Linked DNA regions of Homo sapiens: region 1 is linked to region 2. Evidence: chromatin contacts called from ENCODE Hi-C or POLR2A ChIA-PET data. All regions are on one chromosome and are shown on one strand. Each heading gives the region's core, a stretch centred on a gene start or an enhancer-like site at or near the end of the contact. The rest is flanking DNA. Distances are from core to core; before and after follow the strand shown.

Evidence for each region. A loop is a pair of places that touch in the nucleus more often than their neighbours do. ChIA-PET counts read pairs that join two places held with the same protein, here RNA polymerase II (POLR2A). Pooled maps may share reads with other maps.
Region 1: a loop to region 2 is called in a map of PC-9, with 10 times the contacts of the local background. The contact joins two enhancer-like sites. A Hi-C loop is called at or near these places in 2 of 168 maps with a recorded cell type or tissue (Caco-2 and PC-9) and 3 of 50 pooled maps. POLR2A ChIA-PET finds 5 or more read pairs at or near these places in 1 of 52 experiments (activated CD8-positive, alpha-beta memory T cell).

Annotation. Positions count from the first base shown.
Region 1 is chr1:163,032,078-163,037,839 of GRCh38, reverse strand. No RefSeq gene overlaps it. Among named protein-coding and RNA genes, the nearest start is that of RGS4, 34 kb to the left of the region's middle. RefSeq lists an enhancer at 1,284-2,483. Within about 2 kb of position 1,984, at least 6 of the 41 ENCODE cell types and tissues checked have a DNase peak (open chromatin) inside an H3K27ac peak, as active enhancers do; they include PC-9, where a contact is called at or near this core.
Region 2 is chr1:162,854,586-162,860,408 of GRCh38, reverse strand. It overlaps CCDC190 (coiled-coil domain containing 190), which reads left to right. Exons shown (of 4, transcript NM_001394065.1): 2 at 751-949; 3 at 4,654-4,777; 4 at 5,050-5,823. The coding sequence starts at 763. The coding sequence ends at 5,644. Among named protein-coding and RNA genes, the nearest start is that of CCDC190, 3.7 kb to the left of the region's middle. Within about 2 kb of position 3,993, at least 4 of the 41 ENCODE cell types and tissues checked have a DNase peak (open chromatin) inside an H3K27ac peak, as active enhancers do; they include PC-9, where a contact is called at or near this core.

The DNA.
Region 1 (5,762 bases), core at 735-3,234, 180 kb before region 2:
ATATATACACATATATGTGCACACACATACATATATACACATATATGTGTACACACATACATATATACACATATATGTGTACACACATGCATATATACACACATATATGTGTACACACATGCATATATACACACATATATGTGTACACACATGCATATATACACACATATATGTGTACACACATGCATATATACACACATATATGTGTACACACATGCACATATATACACATATATGTGTACACACATGCCCATATATACACATATATGTGTACACACATGCATATATATACACATATATGTGTACACACATGCATATATATACACATATATGTGTGCACACATGCATATATATACACATATATGTGTGCACACATACATATATTTATATATTCCTGCCTATGTTCATGTAAAATTGTGACAAGATTCCACCAAATTGCCCTTCAAAAAGGATTGCACAAAATCGATTGTGACTTTTCCCCACACCCTGGTAATATTGTTTATTATATACTTTATTTTTTTTCCAATTTGATGGGTAAAAATGACATCCCATCAAGGGTTCTTTAGTTTATATTTCATGAATCATGAGGTTTAGTAACTTTTTAATACATATGCTGGACACTTAGAGTCTTTTCTTTTTAACTAATATATGCTTTCCTTTGGGGTTCTTTTTCTTTGGCTATTTGTTGAAGACAACTTGACTCTATCAAGTATTTGGCAAATATTTTTGTGAATTTAAAACAAACTGAAAACAATCTAGGTTTCTATCAATGGAAAATGAATTTATAATTTATGGTGTATCCATACAATGAGATACTGCTATGGTTGAATGTGTCCCCCAAAGGTCATGTGTTGGAAACTTAATCTCCAAGACAACAGCCTTGAGAGGCAGGATTTTTAAGACATGACTAGGGATGAGGGCTCTGCCCTCATAGGTAGGTTAATGTCACTGTGGTGGAAGTGGGTGAGTTATCACAGGAGTGGATTTCTGATAAAAGAATGAGTTCAGCCTCTTTCCCCTCTTTCTTGTGTGCACTCCCTTACTCCTCTGCCACCCACCACGGGATGACAAAGCAAGAAAACTCTTTCTGGATGTGGGCTCCTTAACCTTTGACTTTCCAGTTTCAAGCACTGTAAGAAATAAATATATGTTCTTTATAAGTTACCCAGTCTGTGATATTCTAGTTCACAACTGTTACAGAAGTTATTGAAAAAGGCAATGGACTGATTTGGAAAGATGCTCAAAATATATTGTTAAGTGAACTAGAAAATGGCAGGATTATATATATAGTAGACTCCCCACTAAAGCACTTATGCATATACTTATATACACTTGTGAATTTATGGACAATAGTAAGATGTGGGTGTGGATGTTTCTAGTAGATAGAAATGGCCTTGAGGGCAAGGTTAACTTTTACTTTTTATTTTTTGCTTTTTACTTTTATTTTTGTATAGTAGCATGTATTACTTTTATAATAAAAATAATTAATAGTAACTTTGTAACATTGGCTTTGAAAAGTAATTTGCTTTTTAGGAGACACAGTAACAGGTGAGTCAGGTTCTGTCTTCTATACCATGCTGCCTCTGGGCAGAAACAAGGCTTTTCTGCAGCACATTGATGTTCCCAAGGCAGGCTTTAATGGCCCCCCTGCTTTCCATCAAACAAAGGGAAACCTCTGTGAGAGGTGGCAGAGAGCCATGGAAGGAAGGGCAGGAGGCTGAGAAAGTATCTGAGGATGAAGCATCACCAACCATGAGGCTGCACATTGCTTTCTCTTACTAATGATGATAATATCAGCTCTCATTGTCTGACAAAACTGAGGCTTTTCAGAAGCTGCATTTCCCACACTGAGGTCAAGATACTTCTATTGCCAAGGAAGGGTAAATGGATAGGAGGAGGCAAATTCTCCAGGGATGAGGATAGTGCCGGAAGTGGAGGTAAGTGAATTATGGGCTGATGATTCAGCAGCAAATCACCCATGGAAATGTCCCACCCACCTCCGGAGGCTGATTATTTTTCAAGGAACTTTGAGGGTCAAGACAACCACCTATGTTCCCAGGAGGTGGTAGAAAAATGTGCGTCTCAAACTTTTTACTTCCTAAGAATTCCTAACATTAGATGTGCCTCCCTACAAATTGAACTTGGTGTCTCATGTTTTCTTTAAATCCACATGATTTTTAAATCCTATTCTATGACTCATCTGTGTTGGTTATAGTAGAAAAATAATTTGTGTTCCCTGTATTTTCAATGATATCTGTTGAGTAGGAAAATAAGCTGTGTGTATTCCCTAAGGCATATTCAATTATTATTGGGTAGAAAGGAGGTTTTGAATTAGGCATACCTGGCTTTGATCTGCTTGTCACATATTTTTGCTCATGTTATTTAATACCTGAACTGCAACTTTCCTAACATCTATAAAGGAAAATAGTAATTTCATCTCTCTAGAATCTTATGAGAGCTAAATAGAAAAAAATATATCTCAGTACCTTTCACATAATGGGTATTAATTTAAGTGTTAAATTTTTCACTTTAAAATTGTTTTAAAATCTGAAAAAAACACCAATATTTATGAGTTCTACATTACTTAGAATTAGTTCCAGCAGTGTACTTAATAAAATAACAGTGGCTTAAACAGGATGGATTTTAATTTTTCTCTCATGTAAGAGAAATTTGAAGGATTATAGTCCAGAGCTGGTTTCAAAAGAAGAGACTCAAAATTCCTTCTGTATTTCTGATCCGCCATTTTTAGCACATTGCTTTCATGCTCAAGAGTGCCTAATGGTCCATGATGGTAGCTTCAGCTACAGCCGTCATATGCAAATTCCAGGCAGAATAAAGAAAGGTAGAAGGAAAGGGCAACACCCAATTACCCTGATTTGATCATTACCCATTATATGCTCACATCAAAACATCACATGTACCCCACAAATATGCACAACTAGTATATATCTATAATAATTAAAAATAAAAAACTTTAAACAAAGACTGAGAAATATTTTAATTAGGTACAATGCTTCCCCAAATATAGATGATATTCTGTTAGTAAGGATGAAGGAGAGAACTGATATTAAGCAAGCAATCAGTAGTCTCTGCCACAACTAGCTATTATGACACGCTAATAGCTAACGTTTATTGAGTGGTTACTATTAACATAAGCATTTGGGGCTCATGATGTAGGTACTCTCTTCTTCCTTTTAGAGATGATATAACAGAGGCTTAAAGAGGGTAAGTTAATAAGCAGCAAAGCTAGGATTTGCACCAAGGCAGGGTGTCAGGAGAGCCAACTTTCTTAAGTGAGCTGCTGTCCAGTGCTATGGCTGGGGATTCTCACATATAGTTTTAATAGATTTTCCAAATACCAATAGGAAAGTTGAAATTCTAAAGCATAAAATGGTCAGTTATTTGATGGAATTGCTGATGCCAATCAGTCGTGTGTTTGAAGATACTGGTTTTGCTAAAGTGATTGGATCTCTGGCTGGCACTTCATTCTATAACTATGACTAAAGCATAGTCAAATATAGTCTCCAGTCTTGGTATTTTGATCTTAAGGAAGAAACTTTCTCTGGCTTGAAGGCAAGTTATGTATATTCATTCAGTCTTGCATTCATTCTTTCATTGTACCATAAAGAATTTTTGAATTGATTCTATCTAAGAACCTAGGAATACAAAGATTATAAGGCAGCATCCCTATCCTTAAAGCTCATAGATAGAGCAGTTGCCTTTAAGTAATTCAATCACAACCCAAAGGAAGAAGGTGAATATAGTTAATAATTAATAATGTGTTGAATATTTTGAAACAGCTGAAAGGGAGAATTTTAAATGTTCTCACCACAAAAAATGATAAATATTTGAGATGATGCATATGCTAATTACCCTGATTTGATTATTCCACAATGTACACATGTATTGTAATATCACCTTGTACCCCATAAATATATACAATTATTATTTGTCAATTAAAAATAAAACTCAAAAAATACATTTTGTATTGCAGCCCCATACACTTCCTACTCACACAACACACTCAAAATTTTATGAAACATTTATTCTTACTCTATGAAATGTACTCTGATATTTTCTATGTATTCTATTCTGTTCTTCCTTTTAATGTGGAATGCCATAACTAAAATTAATTCAAGGTACTGATGAGTTGTGACCTATAATTTTAAGAACACACATCTATGGAAAAAGAAAGGCAATTAAACTAATAAGTTCAATATAATATGGAAATACTCTAAGAGCTGTATGAACAATGAGGCCTTGAACTGCAAAGAAAAAGACTAACTCTTCCTGGGGGATGTTGGGGTGCATTCTGAATTGAGTCTTAAGGGATAAAGGGGAAATTGTCATGTGGAAAATGGGAGGAAGGACATTCCAAGCAAAGGAAACAGCATGTGATTTGTGTGTAGGTGTGAGAGAGAATGGTAGAAAGCCAAGCAAGTGAGTCCAAGTATTGCAGGAAGGCTGGGAGAATGCTGGTTTGGACTTACAGGAAAAGTACAACTGTGCTGCGAAATGGCCTTAAGTAGACTGAGTACTTCTCAGAGTTCAGAAGTAGTTGATTCACACTCATCAGATCAGTTTCTATGTCTAGCAACAATGTGCACTGAAGACCTGACCAGTTCCAGTCAGCATTTATGTTCTGTGCTAAGGTCACAGAGGAGAGAAAGACTTGACCTTGACCTTGAGAGATTTGGTTTAAAGAAGCAGCTAGATGTACAAATAATTTTGATACCCCATGATTAGTTCTATCACAAGTTATGTACACAGAGAAGTGGGTGCACAAAGGAAAAATATATGAGTCCTGCTTGTGAGAATTGTGAATACTTTCACAGGGCTAAGTGTGGAAACAAGTAGTGGGAGTTTCAGCTTATTTTAAGAGTCAGTGCCTGTGAGATGGACAGTCTCATACACTGCTAGTGGGAGTCTAAATTAATATAACACTTATGGGAAGGAACTTGGCAATATGTTTCCATAGACATAAAAATATTCATAGCTGGCCGGGCTCGGTGGCTCATGCCTGAAATCCCAGCACTTTGGGAGGCCAAGGTGGGTGGATCATCTGAGGTCAGGAGTTCAAGACCAGCCTGGCCGACATGGTGAAATCCCATCTCTACTAAAAAAAAAAAAAATACATACAAAAATAATTAGCTGGGCATGGTGGCAGGCACCTGTAATCCCAGCCAGTCGGGAGGCTGAGGCAGGAGAATCACTTGAACCCGGGAGGCAGAGGTTGCAGTGAGTCAAGATCACGCCATTGCACTCCAGCCTGGGCAACAAGAGTGAAACACCATTTCAAAAAAAAAAAAAAATCATAGCCTTTTGCCAAACAATTGTATTTATAAAAGGCTATCTCAAATGTAATTTAAAGAGAGACCCAGTCCTCATGGGCCCTCTTCATTTCACCATGGTGTCGCATTCAAAGACATATAATCTAGCAAACAAATGTATTTGAAATTAGTGCCAGTTTTAACTACACCACTGGAAGAACACTAAAGAAGCTCCAGCATAGCTTCAGCTAGATCTGCTATCACACATTGGAACAGAAGGGGTGTACCATGTCTGTGTGTGCATCCCAGAAGAGGCCTAAGCTCCTTGCCAGTGTTAAAGGCATGAAGAGGGGGAGGCGTGAAAAGAGGGGAGAGAATAAAGTTATCCAGAAATTAAGCTAGCTTGGTATCTGTAACAGCAGAGAGCCAGAGCTGGCCATGAGAATGTGATCTCCATAGAAATTTGTCCAACACTATAGAGAAACAGCTTGT
Region 2 (5,823 bases), core at 2,744-5,243:
ATCAGGGTACATGGAGGGAGGAGAGCATCTAAAGTCTGAGAAGATGGGTGAGGATGAGAAGAGGAGCTTTCGCCCAGTCTAAGCAGCTTCCCCAGTGTTGCCCAGACTACTCATCGTGGATGCTGTTCTACTTTATAATCAGGATACCCCAATCTTCCACTTTTCGAGAAAGCCCCTTGAGAGTAGGAACTGGGCCTCATTCACCATTACTCTTAGCTTTTAGCATAGCACCTGGCATACAGTAGGATTACAGGCTGAATGAACCTACGCATATGTGAATTAATGAACTGGCAGGGTGTGGGAAGGAATGGCCGTGTCCTAAGTTCCTAAATCCTCTCCAGACCTCTGAGCAGTCTCTTTGGGAGCCTTTAAGAAACAGTAAAAGAGGCTTTTCTTATTGGGTAAATAATGCCTTATATATGTAGACTGCCTTTTTTTTTTTTTTCCAAAGAGTTGTTCTTACACTTCTCACTTGATCTTCTTGGAAATCTGACTGGGATCTGTGTTGGGGGAGCCTATTGTATTGTATCACTATTTTATTGACAGGGAGGCTGAGGCTCAGAGGAATGACTACCCTCAATCCTTCTGTGTTACTCTGGAAACTCATTTAACAATAGTGTGATTTCATCTGACTAGGCACCTGTGGTTTCAGAAATACACAGGTTCTACCACTGATCTCTGATTAAAAGCCGGGGTCAGTATCCCAGTCTTCCATTTATCAGGTTATTTGTGATACCTTATTGTCTCTAGACCATAAAGAAGATGGAGAGGCACATGGTCAGGGGACAATTGTATAAGCATTTTGATTTGGAGAGGAAGAATGCCAAGCAGGCTGAAGCCAGACTGGACCAAAGACTGCAGAGACTAAAGGTTATTTGCCTCTACCATGTGAAATTGCTGACCTGGGAGCAGAGGCAGCTCCAAAAAGAACTGCAGAGGTTGCAGCAAGGTAAGACTTTCAGGACTGGTGAGGAGGATGCCCCAGAGGCACAGCAGGGCAGCAGGCCCATCACTCCGCTGAGGCCCTTTCAGAGCTCTGAGTGCCAAGACAGCAAGAGCTTTTGATCACAGCCAGGACTTTAGGCTGCCTAACCTTCCTTGTCCCTCCCCTGTCAATTACATAGCTCCCTGCAGCAGCCTACTCATAAGCCTTCTTGAGCTAACATTTCTCAGGCTTCCAGTCACTGCCATCTTTCAAGTTAGCTCTTTCTTGCTTAAATCCTTCGTTTTCTACTTTTAAATTTTATTTTTCATTTTGCTTTTCTTTCATTATCTGGGCTGATTTGGTTTCACCCCTTTTTAAATATCTGATCTTTCTCTTTTGGATCTAACAACAATTTATTGAGCAGTTACTCATGTGCAAGTCACTGTCCTAGCCCACTTTATGAAAGTTAAAAAAGAAAAAGAAAAGAAAGAAAAAATTTCTCTGGAATTAGTACCTCAGCTTCCTCCAATGTAAAATAAAAGTATTTCCTATGTTATGAAGTTATTTGAGGATTCAGTGAGCACTTGGAATAGTACCAAAACATAAAGTAAGTGCTATATAAGTGCCCACTCTTATCAATTAAAAATTGTTACACAATTGAAACCCTTCTACTGTCTTTGTTGAAAATAGTCACAGTTGTACAGTCTGTAGAAACTAGTTCTCCTTTGTTCATCATTAAAATAATTAGATTTTAATATTACTTAAAAATTCAGCACAGGAAAGAAATATCTCAGCTCTTGAAGACTACATCCTTTCTTACTGAAGGAGAGTGCCAGAACTCAGGAGTCTGAAATGGACAGAACATGTTCAAGAGGAAGGCCAGGTGCTGTAAACGAACATAAAATATTTCAGGTCAACACAGCTTATACATGACATAAAGGCCAAGAGTAACAGCCAAATGTCTAGGCTGGGAATTCTTTCTAACCTCCAGCTTTGGGTTTGAAAGATACTCTGAGTAACTAACTGAAGTCCTCTGCTTTCAATTTCCCTGTCTGCAATAAATGGTTAAACCAACCTAGAATGAGAGCTCACATACTGGAAAAGGGTCTTAGAAGCCATTTAGTTGATTCCCACTCTTATTCAAAAAGGACACTGAAGATCAGATGCCTACTTTTAGGAGGGTGTACAAAAGGCCAGGCCCTAGTAAGTGGCTTTCCTGGCTGAGTAAAGAGTTGGGTTGGAAAGAGTATGAATCAGGAGGCAGAAAACTTTGATTCAGGTGCTTCTGCCTCCATGTCCTTTGGGAAGTCATATTCTCTCTAAGCCTCAGACTTCTTGACAGTAAAATCAGGGATACAGGAAGGAAGCAATATGTATTAAGTCTCAATATTTCTTAGGCACTGTGCTAGGCAATAGTTTTCCATGATTCATTTAAATGGAATTGTTATTGAGATTCAATGATATGCCAGTGAGTGAATTATTTAAGATGCATGTTGCCAGTCCTTTGAGTCAGCAGGTTAGAAATTAGGCTTAAAAATCCACATTTTTAACTGAGATGATACTAAGGTAGATTATTCTGGGACAGCTGTATTTCAGACCAGACTTTGCAAAACAGCTACTCAGGTAGAGTCTGGAATGCAAATATGAAAAAGCATGGTCTCTGCCCTCAAGGTGCCCATATTTAAATTGGACAGTAGTTCCGCTTATAAAAAATGATGATCAAAACTGCTAATTGAGTTCTTCACAAAGTAGGGCAGGAACATAAAAAGGTTCCTGTGTCTATCAAAGGAATTTAGCTAAGATTTCCCAAAAGACACAGTATGTGAGCAGAATCTTAGAGGAGGAGGAAAATGGGGGAAAGGGCGGGAAGTTTGTCAGGAGGACGTATGGAATGGGGCCACTCCCAGCAGAAGGAATAGTATGTATAAAGGCGCATACATGATCACTGCTTGCCTCAAATAGCTCAGTACTGCAGGCATGTGACATGGAAGTGGGGAAGAGGAGGTGTAGGTGCAGTTTTCAGAGACAACACAAAATAGCCAATGTCTCCAATCCAATCCAATCATGAATGGCTTCACAGGTCTTGCAAAAGAGTTGAGAGTTCACCCTGTAGGGTTTGAGACTGGTGAAAATTACATGCTCAAATGTTAAAAAGATAATTCTGGATGCAAAGTTTAAGGTAAAATAGACCTCAGACTATAGTCAGAGTAGACCTGATAGAATTACAAAGTTCAGGCCATGGTTTCAAGGCCTAAACTAGGGCATTGGTCAGGTGAAGAAAATGAGAAGATGAGCATCTCAAGATATTTAGAAAGTAGAATTGTCGGAGCTTTAAGACTAAATATATATCCAAGGGTAAAGAAAACCAGAATCAAAAGTATATTACCTGGCACAAAGTAGGCGCTCAAACGAGCTTGTCAAATCTGGTAACTGGGTGGGCAGAAGTACCATACCTTCACAGAGAGAACATTGGAGAAACATCAAGTTTCAGAGAAAAGATATGTTCATTTTTGAACCTATTGGGCCCATAGGTCTAAATTTCAGAAAACAGATCTTGCTGGGAGAAGTAGCTCAAAATCCCTCAATTTATATGGAATAGGTGAAGTTCTTACATGGAAGAAACCCCCACAAAAGACCCCAAGGAGACAACAAAGGAAGAAAGGCTCACAAAGAACTCTTCCTTGCTCTGATCACTTCACAAAGAAGTGATCATATGAAAGAATATTGGGAGTCAATGTGAATTCTGGGTTCCCTATCTGGTCATATTCCCTCTGCTTAGTGCCTACTAACCGAACTGTAGATTTAAAGAGTTCTCTCCCATTAGAGCAAAACTAGTCCAAGACTTTCAACTCTAAATGACCAATTCATGAGATGTCTTAAAAACTGACTGAGTTCTCCATAGCAGCTATGACTGCAAGATGCTAAAACATCAACTCAACAAGTGAAAAGTCCACTTAGTCACGGCTGGCAGTTGCAAACTCACAGGTGGGTAGGAGGTCACATAATTGTGGTGAAGGAGACAATCCACTCACACCCAGTCATTTTGTTTTTGAAAACATTGTGCTTGCCAAGTAAAATGTTCAAAGGAAACCTCCAGGGGCTTAGCTGGTTTAAACCTCTGATCTTAGTGTTTCTAAATCCTCTTTAACATATACTACGCAAACACTGGAAAACTGCTTTAAATTTTCCATTTCCATCTATCACACCAGATCAACCTAATGTGTAATATACACCAAGGTTTATACACATTGGTTCTCTGAAAGCCCAGTTTGCAGAATTATTTTTCTTCTTCTTATATTAGTTTTCTAGGGCTGCCATAACAAAGAACTATAAACCGGGTGCCTTAAACAACAAAAATTTATTGCCTTACAATTCTAGAGTCTAGAAGTTCAAAATCAATATGTCAAACATGCTGGTTCCTTCTGAAAATTGTGAGGGCAGGCTCTGTTTCAGGCCTCTCTCCTTGGCTTACAGATGGCTGTCTTCTCCCTGTGTCTCTTAGTGCTCTCCCTGTGTGTGTCTGTGTGTTCTAAGTTCCTTTCCTTATAAGGACACCGGTAATATAGGATTAGTACCCACCCTAATGACCTCATTTTAATTTGATTTTCTCTGTAAAGACCTTATCTCCAAATAAGGTCCCACCCTAAGGTACTGGGGGTTAGGACTTGAGCATAAAAAATTTAAGGACACAATCCAACTCATAACACTTCTTAATTAACTCAAAGCAGAAACCATGAAGAAAAAGTTCTCCTCTTATTTGGGGAATGGATTTCAGAAGAGACCAGAAGATGTTCTCGTGTTCTCACCACAGGGAAGGCAGAAGCACAGAGCCCCACAGGCTAAGAAAATGAGGTAAGAAATGGATTACTAAACCCATGGGTATGACATTAAGTCTCTCTTCCCAAATGACCTCTTTAAACTGTTTTCCTGAAGAAATGCTCCGTTCCACTTCTTAAGTGAGACATTTTCCCTGCATTGTTACTACTCAGTTTCACCCTCCACCCCATTCCCACCTATATTACCTTGGCCGATACTGAAGGGGGCCACATCCTAATAAGTTGAAAGGTCTAAAGAAGAGCCTTTTTATTGGTTTTCAGAGATCTTTCTTTTATGTCCTTTCTCAGAGCATTGGCAACCCGTATGGCCCAAGACACATGCAAAAGCAAGTCCCAGGTGCCTCCTTCACATGATGCTGGCCTCAAAGACCCCATGAAGAGCAAAAAGCAGCCACTCTCTCAAAATAACAGAACTGCCTGCTTCATAAAAGAGCAACCACAAGCCCAAGAGAAAGATTCTGTGAATCCATCTAAGGACGTAGACCCCAGCAAGGGCATCTCTGTTCCATGCCAAAATCAAGAGGTTTCCACCAACACCATAGAACAAGGTCCTAGTTCCAGCCCAGCTAGTGATAGTGGAATGGCATGTGCTGATGAGACCAGATCAAAAGATGTTGCTCTAAAGCCAGATGGGAACACTGGAAAACAAATTCCCCCAAAACACATGGAATGTGCAGGAAGCTTCGAAGGCGAGTTCACAAAGCCAACCTTCTTAGAGTTGCTTTCAAAGGCCAGAAATGCCCATTATCTCCGGCACAGGGTCCCCCCTGAGTCTGAGAGGTTGCTTAGCATTGGAGAGATATTTGGGCATGGGGAATCCTCATCATCCAGGGCAGGAAAGGAGTGTGAAAACAGGGTGCCTTCTAAGTTTCTTCCTCTCTAACCGTTTAACATAGCCTGACAATAACATATGCCATTATTGCTAAGGAAATGTGTTCCTCAAATGACTATATTAAGCAATACAGAGAAAAACAAACAAACATAATTGAATTACAATTTTATTTTAAACTCCCTATTATTTTCCGGGAATATAATATTTCTTGAATGAACAATGCTAATATA